Linked DNA regions of Mus musculus: region 2 is linked to region 1. Evidence: chromatin loops called from intact Hi-C (ENCODE). Cell type or tissue: heart. All regions are shown on one strand.

Region 1 (8,000 bases):
CTAATTCCACAGCAGCAAGCAATGAGTTTGTTTTACCAGATAACAGTAGGCCTGGTGATCAGCCAATGTCCAAAGAACCATTAGCCAAGTCAGTAGTAAGCCAGAGACTGCAACTGATCGATAGATATTACTCTCTAAATCACTTTAGAATTGTCGTTTCATCTTCTCAGCAAGCTAAGCACTATTCATGTTATCCTGACACAACTGAAAATTAGAGAATATGTTTTAAAAAGAAACCTCTTACCCCAACAAATCAAACTATATTACTTTTGTGAAAGGAGAAGTGAATGTACTAGATGCATTCTAATAATATAGACATAATTTTAAATTAAAAGAAAAGCCATACATTTTTTTATTAAATTGCAAGTAAAATTAAAAGTTCCAGTTTAGGGAGGATACAGGAAATGGCCCAGAATATCACTTAAATAGACTGAAGTAAGAGAACTTAAGGAAGGTTGTGACAGTTAAAACATCTGTGTATGTGTCTCTCTCTTTACTAGAAAATAAAACTACTATAATTTGAAAATAATAGTAAAACAAAGCAAGCAAGCAAGCAAGGCAGGAGAAGGAAGGAAGGAGGGAGGAAAACAGAGAGGGAGGGAGGAAGTTGCCTCTTTCCACTTTAGCCTAGGTCACATTTCCTCAGTGTTAAATGAGGAAAGTAAAGGCAGAAATGCAGAGCGTGAATTCTTAGTGGTTACATCAACCACTCTTAATTACTTCTCCACAAATGACTGATAGGAGAAAGTGTGCTTTTGAGACAGTAAAATTCTGCCTTTGAATTACCTAAAAATAAATCATTCAAAATTATTTAGAGTTAAGAATAAGACGCATTAGGACAACCCTCATATACCTAAGTACTGTTAAATAATATTACAAGAACTCCTGATGACCATCGCATCGTAACTGCCTTAGGTTCCTAGGAACATTGATTTCTGAAAAAAAGGGACGACCCTCCATTCAGAAGACATAAAGATACTATTTCTTGAAATTAATGTTGCAGTAAAAAAATATATTCTTTTCTTACTTGCTAACAATTACTCGTATGATACCAGAAGTGCACAGTAGAGCAGACATCATGGCCAGCCATTCAGACAGAGTCCTTCCTTAATTAGCTACACAGTTATTTCCAATGTAACGGCTGTTTCTGTAATTTCAAATATTTTAGCAACGCAGAATAAAGACTTTTATTTGAATCTTAGCTACCATATTCTCTCATTTTTTTCCAAAGTCAACTATATATTTAGAAAATGTTTAACATGTATGAAAGTGCAACATCATTATTCTGACACATAAATAAAAGTCTTATAATGAATATGATATTTTTCATATGATTAGAATTGGTAGGAAAAAAGCAGAAATGACATATTCTCATATATATTACATATATATTACACACACATATATATGAGTATATGTGTGTAAGTATGTGTAGTAATATATACATGTATTGTGTTTGAAATTGAAATTGTGTTTTCTATTACTATTACTTTTATTACTATTGCTAAACACTATGTCTTCAACCAGCAATAAATGTACACAAAAATTTTTTAGAAATAGCTACCCTTTTTACTCCATTGCTGATAATCTGATGTTCAATTCACTTCCCTGGATGCACTAGAAATATGTGAATGATCAAATAATGAGACATTGACTTTCTCCAAACTTAGGAAAGTGAATTGCATGCATTCCACCTGATTTTCTAATACTATCATATCAAGTATATATCTTATATCTTGCTAATCAAAACCCCAGCACATCACATTAACTTGGCCATGGCCCCAAGTCTGAGATGTATATGAAAGAAAATGTGTATCAATATTATACAGTTTCATCTTACACACTCAGAAAATCTTTTACAATATTTAATGTTCCTTATGAGAAGGATTATTTGAAAAGCTCTGTTTTGTGCCTCCATTTCCTCTTGAGTAAAATGCAAAAGGACGACTGATTAGCATTTACTGCAAATTCGAGCCCTAGAACTCTCAGGAGAGAGATTTTATCTAAGCACTTTTTACTCCTTTAAATAAGTCAGCCTGTGAAAAAATACTCTTGAATTTCTTTTTTTAATAAACCATGATAAACAAACTAGAGTCTTAAAAAAAATAACATGAGTAAAATCTGTCTCAGGAAAAGATATTAGAAAATAAATTCCACCCGCCCAATACAAAACTCAGCGGTGTTTACCTTGTTGTGTTTTAAGAATAATTTAAACAGTGTTGCCCCCTTTATTTTAGTCACAAGTTCAGGATAATAAGGAATCAAAAAAATTAAACAGTAAACAGTCATGCTGCCTTTTTACATATATTTCTCATTTCTACTTAATCTTGTTTCAAACTGTTGTAAATTACACATTATGATACTAAACCAAATGGGCAGTAGATGAAAGAATCCTTGTTAACTAAATGAATACACAGCATCCTAACTGATCTTTGATATATAATCTATGCAAAAAAAAAAAAGGTTCTACCCATGAGCTCTTACATTTTATTAAAAGACACAATATTAATTATCCTACCAAGTACTACACTTATTAGCAAGAGCATGCCTGCTGTTTTAATTATTCTAATTAAAGAACTGCAGAGACAAGCCTGAGTTCTCACAGGTTGAATTAGCACACTCAGGAAGCCAGCACCATTTCACCTGCTGATCCCGGGCACTCTAAACAGCACTTCTGAGGCACTGGCTGCTCAGGGCTGGCAAGCCATTAAAATCCCTCTTAGAACTTATCAACTGTTTACAAGACACACTTGGCTTAACGGGTAAAGGTAGAAGGCCATTAGGACTGGGTTTTTTAGTTCAACTAGGTATGATTGGTCACTGTATTAAGCTTTAGCCAGGTACTGTGTGATTTCAAACTCACACAATAAAATATGTATTTGAACACAGGCATAACTCAGTCACTGTAAATTTCACATACATCCCAGGCCCTGTTTATAGTAAGTTCTGAACTAATTATGCACACACTTAATCCCTGAATTCCTGAGGTGAAGCATAGGCAAATATATCAAACATAAAACAGAAATTAATGTCAATGAATACTCATTAAATAACAGCATTTCTCAGCCTCTCTCTCTCTCTCTCCCACTCCCCCTCCATTCCTCCCTCCCCTGCCCCCCTCCCGCCGTGTGTGTGTGTGTGTGTGTGTGTGTGTGTGTGTGTGATTGTATGTGAAATCATAGTAGAGACTGTGTGTTGGAGACTTTCAAGTTACTTTAGATTCTCAAAGTCAAATAATATGTGAAGTCAACAGTCAACTTCATTAATCCATTCTCTTCAAAAAAAACTCCACAAAAACTTCTTGTATATATTGTTTTTAGAGTCTAATTTTATTATGAAAACATTATGAAACATTCTACAAAGTTTATAATAGTGTTTTAATTTTATATGAAAACCAGCCCATTTTAAATGTTCTTTTGTTTAAGTCACTGAAGCATACGTACACATCTTTGGGAAATCTATTAAGTCAGTATAATACTAGAATAAGATACCTGCTTTAGAAAGCCATGTTAATTTTACTCAGCCCTTTAGCTACATTCCTAAATGCTAGAGACAAAGTTAGTTTCTCCTTCTGTGGTGACTGGGGAGTTGAGAGGGTGTTTCTTTTTTAAGTATTTATTTACTATTATTTCTTTTATGAATTTTAATAGGTTTAAAGAATGAAGGTCTACAAGATTGAATTAATAAAACAGTAGTTTTCCACTATGTAGTGAGTACCTGCCAACTTCATTAAAATAAGCACCCAAATCTTGCCATGAAGTTATTTAATGACTTACACTATTTTCAAAATATTTCATTAGAAATAGCATGATCTGGTGCTTCACCTTTTCACATGCTCTTTAGTTTTATACAATAGGAAACATAATTTTGTGCAATGGATGTGATGTAGTACTGAGATATTTGCTGAAAGTGTTTCGGATGTGTTGTTAAGATTTCACATAGAAAATTAGAGCCTAAAACCATGGAAATCTGATTGACTTGAAATCCCAGTGTGGAAAAGCAAAAAAAATATCTCAAGGCAGAAAAGGCATTCAGGTCACCTGTGTAGGGTGATCACTGCAGAATGTCTCAGATTCTGTGCTTCTAAATGACTGTCACTAGGATATTCACGTCTACATGTGTATGTGGACAAGCTGGGGAGACAGCAATCTATTCTTCCTTAGGCAAGTAACATTTTTTTCAGTATCACTAAGTAATAGACTTTCCCTTGCTGAAGAAAACCAGCAGAGGGCAGAACTGCTGCCCAAACTGCCCAACCCAAAAGAGGACAGAATACCAAAAAGTAAACTGCCAATTTTTGAGGTAGTCTACTTTCAAAGATGCTTATATTTATCATTGAAACGAATCAACGTAAGTAGCCTCAATCATTGCAAAAAAAAAAAAAAATCGAATTGAGCCCCACTGTGGCCTAGGGTCACCAGAGCTCATCACAGAATGAATGAGAAGCCGCCTGTTCCTGGCGAGTGTGAAGCCCCTAAGAATCAGACCCTAGGGCTGCCCCCCTGAAGTGCTAACTCAATTTAGGGAACGCTCAGATATGTGCAACAAGACCAAAGGCCAGGCTCAGGTTTCTACGAAACCTGTGCTTTCAGAGTTGGGTTGGCATTTCCAACCCCATTCTCTCCTCTCCTCTCTATTCCCCGCTTCTCTCTGCAGTCCTGACAAAGCTTGTTTTCTACTGTGAATTGCTCAGGCTCACCAACTCAAAGGGCTTTCTCCTGCCAGCCGAGTCTACAGCACCTAAGGGACCGCTGCAGCCAGATGCCTTTTCGGGAAAGGGCGGGGGCGGGGGAGGGAGGAGGCAAGCGGAGGGAGGAGTGAAGTCGCTCTCCCTCCTCCGGTACTGACAGGGCTACAGTCAGCTACACAGGTCTGGCCATTCAATATTTGGTAGTGCCACGTAGGAACTTTTCCTTACCTTCCCCCTCCTATCCCAGGCCCCCTCCTCTTCCTCCCTATCCCTAGTCGTCTGCCCACCACCCCATTTGCTTGGAGACTTTCCTCGCCCTCCAAGAGAGTTGTAGGTCCAACCTGCAAGAATAAGCTGTTTGGAGGGGACAAGGGATGAGCGAGGATGAGGGTGTCACGGAGAGGAGGGGGGTAATCATCAGGAGAAACTGCCCCCCCCCCTTCTGCCCCGAGCACTCCTGAACTCCACTTTATCGTCTGGGAAATGTGTTCCTCTGAGAACATTTCAAAATGCCACACACAAAGTGCTCTCAATCTTCTAGCTTCATCCCCGCTGGTTTCTCTTATATCCTCCAAAGTAAAAACAGCCCGTTTTTCACTTCCTTGCAGACAAAGAAGTTTATCACAGTTCACTTTATACTCTTTCTCAGTATTTTCTCCTCAGGTCACCCTTCAAAAGATATCTCCTTTAGAACCCGAAGAAACCCAAAGATTGGTTCAAAGGACCGAGGACTCTGAGTAAAGACTGTTCTTGAAACAAAAGCTTTGTACCACTGCCTTCCTGTTCAAGGTAATTTTTTTTTTCTTTTTGCAAAGAAAATGAGAAGGGATGATGGGCTTTCTCAGCCTGCCCGGTGCCTGACAGATCTTTTAATCCTGCCACCTACCTCCTAGCCCATTACTGTCCCGCCTACATCCATCTCCCTGTCTCTCCAGTTTCCACACTTAACCCGGTAGCAACTACAATCTGGATTTTATTTAAAAGAAGTGGGGAGACGACAAGGGAGAAGAGCACACACAAAAAAGAAGAAAGCCGGGTGGCAATGTCCCACCTCCCCAAACTTTTTTTTTTCCTCCTTACCTCCTCTGACCTCTCTAGCTTGGAAGAGAAAAGTCAAGGCGAGGGTTGAGATGGTGAGATCCCAGATCCACCGTTTCGTTTTCCACCTGGACCAGGGCTCCATCTCCAAGCCCCACGCTCACGACTGTGAACCCACGAAATTGCCACTGCAGACCAACTTTGTCCCTTCCAAGGTGTCGCCTACGTTCGCTACACAGCCATCCGGAAGGGAAAGGGAGTAAAAAAAAAAAAAGTCAAAGGGCTCTAATTTTTTTTTTTCCAATTTGATGGTTTGCTTCCTTCCTGTCTCTCGCCCCCTCCTCTCCCTTTGGGGTGGCCCGCAGGAGACTGCGACCCCGGGACCCGTCCTACGCCTGACCCTGCCTTCAGACTGAGGGCAGATGAAGGGTTTCAAGAAAAAAAGCCGAAAGCACTGAGCACCCCTAAAGGCTTCATGCTGTGGGTGGGCTGGACAAGAGGCTCGCGCAGCCCCCTCCTCCGCCCACTCCTCCCGCCTCCTGTGTGCCCGAGAAACTGACAAGCCGACTGAAGGTCATACCCAATCACAGGCCTCCCCGCAGCCTTGAACCCGCCCAGTCTCTCCCTGGAGGATCCAGACTTCTGTGCAGGCCCAGCCCACCAGCCACCCTTCATCTTCCCTCTCCTTCCCCCCCTCCTCAAATCCCCTGAAAAGAAATGGGAGGGAGTTAGGCGGGACCAAAGCTGGACTCCTGCACTTTGGGAATGAAAGGAATTGCAGGACAGCCCCGCAGCACACGGGACGTTCGAGTAGCTTCTGTATTCAATAAAAACCAAGCACTCTGCTCGCACCAGTCCGGGAGCCCCCCCCCCCTTTCTTCGGAGGTGGGAGGGGAAAGAGGGGAGAAGACCAGCATGTTCACTGGCCCCACGGCTGGAGTCCTGGACTGGCAGCGGTAATTTTATCCATCTCCAAAAACCTTGCTTCCTAAGGCAGCCATGGAATCAGGAACCAGTGGGCTCTGTGCTGCCTGCATCCAAAAGTGTTTTACTAATATTTTTAAACTAGAGACTAACGAAGGTGGCATGAAGGAACTCTAAAGATCAAAATCCTCATCTTGTAGGCAAAATCTAGTTGGTGAGATGAAAGTTAAGCTTCTCAAATGTTCAAAGACTGCCCAGAGCTCACTGAGGGGCTTGTCTGCAAGAAAAGAGGAAAGACCAAGAACCCATAGCAGTAGAAACTAAGGGAATCAGTCACTTGCTTTTCCAGCAAATCCTGATACTGGATGAAAGGGAGAAGCAGGGAATAGAGAAGGACAGGAAAGCTGCCTGCAGAATTCTCCAACCAATCCAGTCAGTTTCTTTACTGGCCTGGCCTGGCCCTGAGCCTTGGGGCTGAAAACGTGGTCACTCCACTAGCAAAGTCTAACAAGAGGGAAGTGGTTCTAAGAAACCCATCTCCTCCTCAGTGTATCTCTTAAATCTATACATTTGATTCCCTGGTCAGTTTTCTGCATATTTGAATTCCTCCATCCTCCTGATTGGTCTTTTGTGTTTTAAATCATTTCTGAAACGTGTCTCTCCCACAGTGAGTGCCATGTCCAATGTCCAGCAATGGACAGAAGTAGGAAGTGTCCAACAGGGTACCAGCATACATTACCCACTCCATAGAGAAGCTTTGAAGGAACACGTTCATTTTCTCTACCAACACAGAGACTAGAAGGCAGGACTTACTGTTAGCATTTCAGTCATATCAGTGCTTAAGGGCCTTCAATTAGGCTTATCAAGCGTGCACGTTCAAGTCTTTATTTGATGCTAAGCTTTAAACCATGGGGTCTTTTCTAAATGATCCGTTAAGACATGACTAATTGGACTATATAAAATGTCTTCATATGGTTTAATAGTTGGCAAACTAGCTGGAAATTGATAAAAAATCAGAAGTAGAATATACTAAAAGCAACTAGAAATATTTCTACATAAATGTTATTCTCTGCACCAAAGAACGATTTCCTAATCATAAAGTTTCTTTGGGATTACAGTCTAAAACACAAACAAACAAACAAACAAACAAAAAGACCTATTTATTTCTTGAAATGAGGCCAGCAGAATGTTTGAGATGCCATTTATAAGAGAAATAGGGCCAACTAGCTCTTCAATCTATTAACATATTTTACCAATATAGTTTACCAACATATTGTATTTGAACCTGGAATGTCTAAATACAAATTAAAGATCTTACATTTGAAATATAAGTAATTCAACACCTTTG
Region 2 (8,000 bases), 340 kb after region 1:
CTGTCATATATTTTAGTACCTCACCCACTCATGCAATAACACCTTTATTTACTCAAAGACCCAGTGCTTTTTCCTAGGAATTTGAACCAATTCTTTTCAGACTGTCCACCTGAATAGTAAGATTGTGAGGTCTGGTCCCAGGCAGTGAGGAAATGACAAAGTCACCACCTGAGTTAGAATAAAAACCAAGTGCAGTCTTGCTACATATGTATCCCCGTTCTAAGGACACACACTAGATCGAGAGTAAAATTCTTTGTTCAGATGTGTTACTTGGAATGATGGTCTCTTTCTTTGAGACATGGAACTTATTTTTTTAACATACTTGATCAACAAAAGGACAATCTGAAATTTCATTGTTCACATATATGAATCAATGCAAATGTCAGTTTACTTCACTCAATTATGGAGAGAATTGTCAAACAAAACTTATCATCAAGGAATGTATTCACAAAATTTTCCCTAAAAAATCTTTAAATGTACCTGGTATCCTTTATATATGTATGTATAATAATCAAAATGCACAAATTCTCCCAATTGCATATTGTTCATAAATATGTACTAAAATTACCTCAATACTTTTGAAACTTTAATTATAACATTAGTAGCCTTAAGTGTTTTGAAAAGGATGCTAGCTAGAATTTTCATTTTAGATTATATATGCAGTTATATACAGGTTTAAACATATATAAAATATTACCTTTCATCTTTTCTAAAATGTAGTTATACAAACAGATATATCTCTAAATGCTAACTTTTATAATCTACTGCCAAATCCTAATAAAAAAAATCAATACTTCTCTTCCATAAGACATGATGTAAAGCTAAATGCAATGTCAGTGGGCCTGTAGTCTGTTCTTGGAAAAATCCAGAAAAAGAGTTGTAATGTGAGTTGAAGACAGAACATTGAAAGTGATCCATATTGCACGGGGAACTGTAGTACAGTGTGTCTAGATTGCAGCTCTCAGCCACTAGCCAGCTTTGCCTGTGTTTCCATGATCAGCTCTGTCTTCACTCTTTAAAATACGAACAGGCTTCTTGTGGGTGGAATCAAATGACTGCCCCTCTCCCTTCACCTGTGAAATTTCAGAGCCTAGTTGAAAAGAACCATTGTTTCCCAGGAATGCCAGGCCCAGTCCAGGAAAGAAAGTCTTCATTTCAACAGGAATTTGGAGACTGGCTGAGAAGGCCAGCCAGTTAGTTGGTGAAAACTGTGGCAATTCATTCAAGTTCTGAACAGTTATTGTTGCGACTGTGTTCACTCACTTTCAACTCGTAAAAATTTTGGCTAATCTCTTTCATTCCCTTAAGTCATAGGAACGTGTACAAGTGCATCTGTGTATACATGGCAAAGCAGAAGAGATATATATGAAACACAACTTGTGAACCACCAGTGAGCTACTAGAGGAAACCTCTTTCCCTTAACGGTGGGCTCCAGCCAAGCAAAAGAGACATTGGTTTCTCTGTTCCAGCTTCTACTCCTACTCTTGAGTGCACTCCTGTGAATAGCTCATGGGTTTAGCAAGAATTTGAAGTAGGTTCCCAATAAAATATATTTATACAATAATACAAAGTGAAGATAAAGTAAGTGTATGCATTCAGCTCTGCAGCATAGGAGTGCTGTCTCAGAGATACTAAAAAATAATTCTGATGTGAAATCAGGAATAGAAGGAAAAAGAGTATATTGAATTAAAATGGGGAGTAACACATGTTCTTGTTAAGAGTTTACAGGGACTGCCCAAGTGGTTTCCCCATCTAACCCTATACTTCTATGTTTCTCTGACATTTTCTAAAAGATGACTTGAGAACTTCCCAAGGTTTATCATGTTGGTAATAATATATTTAAGATTCCTTAATGAACAATTTGCCTATTAAAATTTCAAAACCTCGCCTAAGCATTCAAACTGAATAAACCATGAAAGTATTATCAATATACACCTACAACACCAACGCACTTGAATACAAAGCATCTATATGCTTCTGAATGAGAACATACAAATAGTACTGATGACCCAAAGATAACACACCTTTGGACCAGAGATTTCGAGAATTTGTTTTGTTTTATTTTGCTTTTGTTTTTAATGTAAGCAGTCTTGAATATAAATTGACTTTAATTCCTACTGACATCTAAAGACGATCTGGGGTAAGATGTCTCAGACAGTCCACAGATTAGCCTCTCATTTCATAATAAAGCACTGTTGGTTTCTACTAAACTGTCACCATGTAATTATTTTCCAAATGGTAAGTTCAAAACTTAGAAGAAAAAAATTAAAACAGAAGCTAATGAGTTCAATAGAAGTCTCTTTTTCTCTTCTTTTTTCCTTCCTCAGATGTTTCCTGTGATTTTGGAAAACCTAACGTTGTGTCATTGTTAGCAACGGGACTTGGGGTAGGTGGTGGACAAAAGGAAGCCTGTCCTTTTGGGACCTGGTTTAGAACCAGTTTCAGAGGACAGAAAAAATACTCTTTTGTGGCTGCTAAAGTTCAGGAATGAATTCTGGCAGCTGTACCCAATTCCCTAAAGCAGAGTCCACATTACCAACATCTAATTGGCAGGCTTCACTTGCAACTCCCACCAGGGCCAAGGTAATGAATGGATTTAGTGAAGGTGTCCTGAGTCATTCTACAGTAGCTCCTCTGAGCAGTAAGGCTCTGCCTTCTAACCTCCCCAGATGAGTCACTCAAAGAAAAGAGAGCCTTCTGTGCTTGAAGAACAGTGACATGACATAGACGTTTCATTGAATCAAATGCTCAAAGAAAATTGTTTTATTCATTTGATCTAGAAAGCAAACGAGTCATAGGAGAAAAAACATTCTTAATGAGCACTTTATTCTTTAGTTTCCACTCTAAACACATTCATATTTGGCATAAATCCTCATTTAAATATGGTTGAATGGAGCTTCCTCCAGGACTACTCCAGATTATTATTTAGGCAGCCAGAGAAGAAATTTGGCCATTCCTACCTAGAAAAGCCTAAGAATTTATTTTTACTACTAAGAAGACTTTATCGTTTACTTTTGAGAAAAAAAAAATGTTTCTATTGCCTGTAGTCAATGCATACCAGTAGCATTAAATATTTAATGTTAGTTCAACTTTACTTTGCTAATTTTTAAAAACATTTATGCCAAATTTTTATCCAAAAATATTTCACAAGTGCCTTGATTGTAAGTTTCCACCACTCTCCCAAATCTATCAGCCATAATTGAACATTACCAGTTTCTTCATTGTCAGCAACTCTGCCTCCCTCAAATTAGGAGTGTAGGAAAGAGGCTGAAAACAAAAATAAATCAGCAATCACAACAAAAACTAATGAATAATTCCTCTAGTGTTGGAGAAAGCACTCTCACTTTCTTCCAAGGGACACATAACAAATACTGTTTATTTTCTTAGCAAACGAAGTCAATATTGATTCTCTTTTCATAAATAAGGAATTGCTACATACAATCCACAAGGGACCAGCACTTGCAATGTTCCCAAGCCTTCTAATGCATAGGTTGCATTCCAGTTTCTCTAAATGAATTACGACAAAGTGAGCTGTCGAGAACAAAATCCACATTGAAAAGTTAGGTGCTTTGAAGTGTCTCATCACCTTACCAGAGTTTCCGCATGGGTAGCCTAAAAGACAACTCAATGATGTTTGAATCAACTACAGACAATGGCTCCTTCACAACTCGGCCTTTAATTGATTACGGCTGTGTTTATGGAGGCAGAAGAGAATTTACAAAAAATGACAGATTCCCTTCATTTTGAGAGAGTTTTACTGGCATTTGTGGTCAAACCCTTTCTCCATTGAACAGCCCTGATCCTTTTCCCTGTCTGTGCCCACCTGAATGCCATCTAACTAAATAAACACTTTAAAAATATTACTTTAAATTCCTCTTTTACAAGAATTATCCCCTCGCTGTTTTCCCTAGTAGGTCAAATTTACACTTTCTCTGATATTGTTCTTCTGCAATATGAAGTATGTAAATAAAGTATGGTTTCCCTTGCTCCACGTCACAGGTTTTTTGTTTGTTTGTTTGTTTGTTTGTTTGTTTGTTTGTTTTACATATTAGCCAAGATAATTAAGTAGAAAATCAATAGAGGTCAAATTAGTGGCATATCTTCTGTCAATGGGTCTAAGAAACTGTGGGCAGAAAGTTAAGGAGAGCAAACTACTTAGCTAAACCACTCAAGTAGTAGTGCCTGCTTCATTATTTCATTTCCTAAACGAAATGTAAATTATAAATTGTATAAAATTTGTATAATGTCCTAGTATTGAATAATATGATCATTCTAGTGATTTGGGATTGGCCGAAATTAAAATTTAGTTATACTGGCATAATTTCAGGAGGTTTTCATATGTCTGCTAATAGTGACCTCTACAGGTCAACTGAAACAACATCGTGTCCTTAGAGGAGAATTGGCCCAGATAATTTAATATTAATTAAATTACTAATTTAATTAATATTAAATTTAAAAACATGAAAGAAACTTCAATGAAAATTAGTGTATTATATTTATAAATATAACCAAAAATCTTGGACAGATAAGTACCCGAGGACTCTAACTTGAACCTGAAGTACTTCTTAATAAAAATAAAAACCAAACCCTTTACCTACAATAGAAACAGAAATACCTAACATGTGTGCTATGATTAATAATCAGCTGTCAAAACTGAAGGTGTCATAGTGTGCATTCTTTTTCTAAGAAGTGAATAAATCAAAATTCAATATAAAGAAATAAATAGGCCAGAGAATCTGGGTGAGCCATCTTGGTTCCCAGATCCCACCAGATCTAGTCTGCACAGGTGTGAGTATGGACTACAGAAGCTAAAAGCTTCTGGGACAGGCGGGAGCCACAGAGCTTCTGAGGCAGACACCATTTCGGGCTCCAGACATCCAGACACTTTCCCTGCCAGAGGAGAGGTGTCCGCCTAGCACTGGAGGGCTTTGCTGGAGCATCAGGGGGAGTCATCTTGGTTCTTGGATCCTGCTGAGACTAGTCTGCACAAGTGAGAGTGTGGACTGCAGAAGATAACAGCTTCTGGGACAAGCCCTGTTTTGGGCCTTCATCTTCTGCCAGAAGACAGGTCCGAAAGCCAGATATCTGTGCACCTTCCCTGCAAGAGGAGAGCTTGCCTGCAGAGAGTGCTCTGACCACTGAAACTCAGGAGAGACCTAGTCTCCCAGGACTGCTGATATAGGCTAACAGAATCACGAGAGGAACAAACTCTAATAAGAGACAACCATAAAAACTAACTCCAGAGACTACCAGATGGAAAAGGCAAACGTAAGAATCTTACTAACAGAAACCAAGACCACTCACCATCATCAGAACCAAGCACTCCCACCTCAACCAGTCCTGGGCACACAAACACACACGAAAAGCTAGACCTGGATTTAAAAGCATATCTCATGATGATGGTAGAGGAAATCAAGAAGGATTTTAATAACTCACTAAAAGAAATACAGGAAAACACTGCTAAAGAGTTATAAGTCCTTAAAGAAAAACAGGAAAACACAACCAAAGAGGTAGAATTCCTTAAAGAAAAACAGGAAAACACTTCCAAACAGGTGATGGAAATGAATAAAACCATACTAGACCTAAAAAGGGAAGCAGAAACAATAAAGAAAACGCAAACTGAGGCAACGCTGGAGATAGAAACCCTAGGAAACAAATCTGCAACCATAGATGCGAGTATAAGCAAGAGAATACAAGAGATGGAAGAGAGAATCTCAGGTGCAGAAGATTCCATAGAGAACATCAGCACAACAATCAAAGAAAATGCAAAATGCAAAAAGATCCTAACTAAAAACATCCAAGAAATCCAGGACACAATGAGAAGACCAAACCTACACATAATAGGAGTAGATGAGAATGAAAATTTTCAACTTAAAGGGCCAGCAAATATATTCAACAAAATTATAGAAGAAAACTTCCCAAACCTAAAGAAAGAGATGCCCATTAACATAAAAGAAGCCTACAGAACTCCAAATAGACTGGACCAGAAAAGAAAGTCCTCCCAACACATAATAATCAGAACAACAAGTGCTCTAAATAAAGATAGAATATTAAAAGCAGTAAGGGGAAAAGGTCAAGTAACATATAAAGGCAGGCCTATCAGAATTACACCAGACTTTTCACCAGAGACTATGAAAGCCAGAAGAGCCTGTAAGATGTTATACAGACACAAAGAGAACATAAATGCCTGCGCAGGCTACTATACCCGGCCAAACTCTCAATTACCATAGATGGAGAAACCAAAGTATTCCACGACAAAAACCAAATTCACACATTATTTTTCTAGAAATCCAGCACTTCAAAGGATAATAACAGAAAAAAAAACAATACAAGGAAGGTAAACCACGTCCTAGAAAAAGCAAGAAAGTAATCCTTCAACAAACATAAAAGAAGAGAGCCACAAGAACAGAAAGCCAACTCTAACAACAAAAATAATAGGAAGCAACAATTACTTTTCCTTAATATCTCTTAATATCAATGGACTTAATTTCTCAATAAAAAGACATAGACTAACAGAAAGGCTACACAAACAGGACCCAACATTTTGCTGCTTACAGGAAAACCATCTCAGGGAAAAAGACAGACACTACCTCAGAATGAAAGGCTGGAAAACAATTTTCCAAGCAAATGGTCTGAAGAAACAAGCTGGAGTAGCAATTCTAATATCAAATAAAATTGACTTCCAACCCAAGGATATCAAAAAGACAAGGGACACTTCATACTCATCAAAGGTAAAATCTTCCAAGACGAACTCTCAATTCTGTGTATCTATGCTCCAAATGCAAGGGCAGTCACATTCATTAAAGAAACTTTAGTAAAGCTCAAAGCACACATTGCACATCACACAATAATAGTGGGAGACTTCAAAACAACAATTTCTTCAATGGACATATCATGGACACAGAAACTAAACAGGGACACAGTGAAATTAACAGAAGTTATGAAACAAATGGATTTAACAGATATCTACAGATACATTTTATCCTAAAACAAAAGGATATACCTTCTTCTCAGCACCTCATGGTACCTTCTTCAAAACTGACCACATAATTAGTCACAAAACAGGCCTCAACAGATACAAGAATATTGAAATTGTCCCATGCATCCTATCAGATCAACATGAATTTGGCTGATCTTCAATAACAACATAAATAATAGAAAACCAACATTCATGTGGAAACTGAACAGCACTCTTCTCAGTGATACCTTGGTCAAGGAAGGAATAAAAAAAGAAATTAAAGACTTTTTAGAATTTAATGAAAATGAAGACACAACATACCCAAACTTATGGGACACGATGAAAGCATTTCTAAGAGAAAAACTCATAGCTCTGAGTGCCTCCAAAAAGAAACTAGAGAGAGCACACATTAGAAGCTTGATAACATACCTAAAAGCTCTAGAACAAAAGGAAGCATATTCACCCAAGAATAGTAGACTGCAGTAAATAATCAAACTCAGGGGTGAAATCAACCAAGTGGAAACAAGAAGAACTATTCAAAGAATCAAGCAAATGAGGAGCTGGTTCTTTGAGAAAATCAACAAGATAGATTAAACCCTTAGCCAGGCTCACTAAAGGGCACAGGGACAGCACTCTAATTAACAAAATCAGAAATGAAAAGGGAGACATAACAACAGGTCCTAAGAAATCCAAAACACCATCAGATCATTCTACAAAAGGCTATACTCAACAAAAGTGGAAAACCTGGATGAAATGGACAAATATCTAGACAGATACCAGGTACCAAAGTTAAATCAGGATCAGGTTAATGATCTAAACAGTCCCATATCCCCTAAAGAAATAGAAGTAATCATTAATAGTCTCCCAAACAAAAAAAAAAGCCCAGGACCAGATGGGTTTAGTGCAGAGTTCTATCAGACCTTCAAAGAAGGTCTAATTCCAGTTCTGCACAAACTATTCCACAAAATAGAAGCTAAAGGTACTCTACCCAATTCATTCTTTGAAGCCACAATTACTCTGATACCCAAACCACAGAAACACC

The links. A loop is a pair of places that touch in the nucleus more often than their neighbours do. Peaks named below come from ENCODE experiments on the same cell type or tissue, not always from the same donor. Only the 100,000 strongest peaks of a DNase experiment are listed, where the experiment ranks them.
Region 2: a loop joins it to region 1, with 13 times the contacts of the local background. A loop is called at or near these places in 5 of 42 quality-filtered maps.

What each region holds. Positions count from the first base shown.
Region 1 is chr3:114,028,774-114,036,773 of GRCm38, reverse strand. Col11a1 (collagen, type XI, alpha 1) reads right to left here and starts at 6,234. Exons shown (of 67, transcript NM_007729.3): 1 at 5,771-6,234. The coding sequence starts at 5,873. In heart, a CTCF peak has its summit at 4,220 (motif pointing right); no DNase peak of the experiment used is centred here; H3K4me3 peaks cover 2,821 bases; H3K27ac peaks cover 1,599 bases.
Region 2 is chr3:113,692,329-113,700,328 of GRCm38, reverse strand. No RefSeq gene overlaps it. Among named protein-coding and RNA genes, the nearest start is that of Rnpc3, 66 kb to the right of the region's middle. In heart, a CTCF peak has its summit at 4,369 (motif pointing left); no DNase peak of the experiment used is centred here.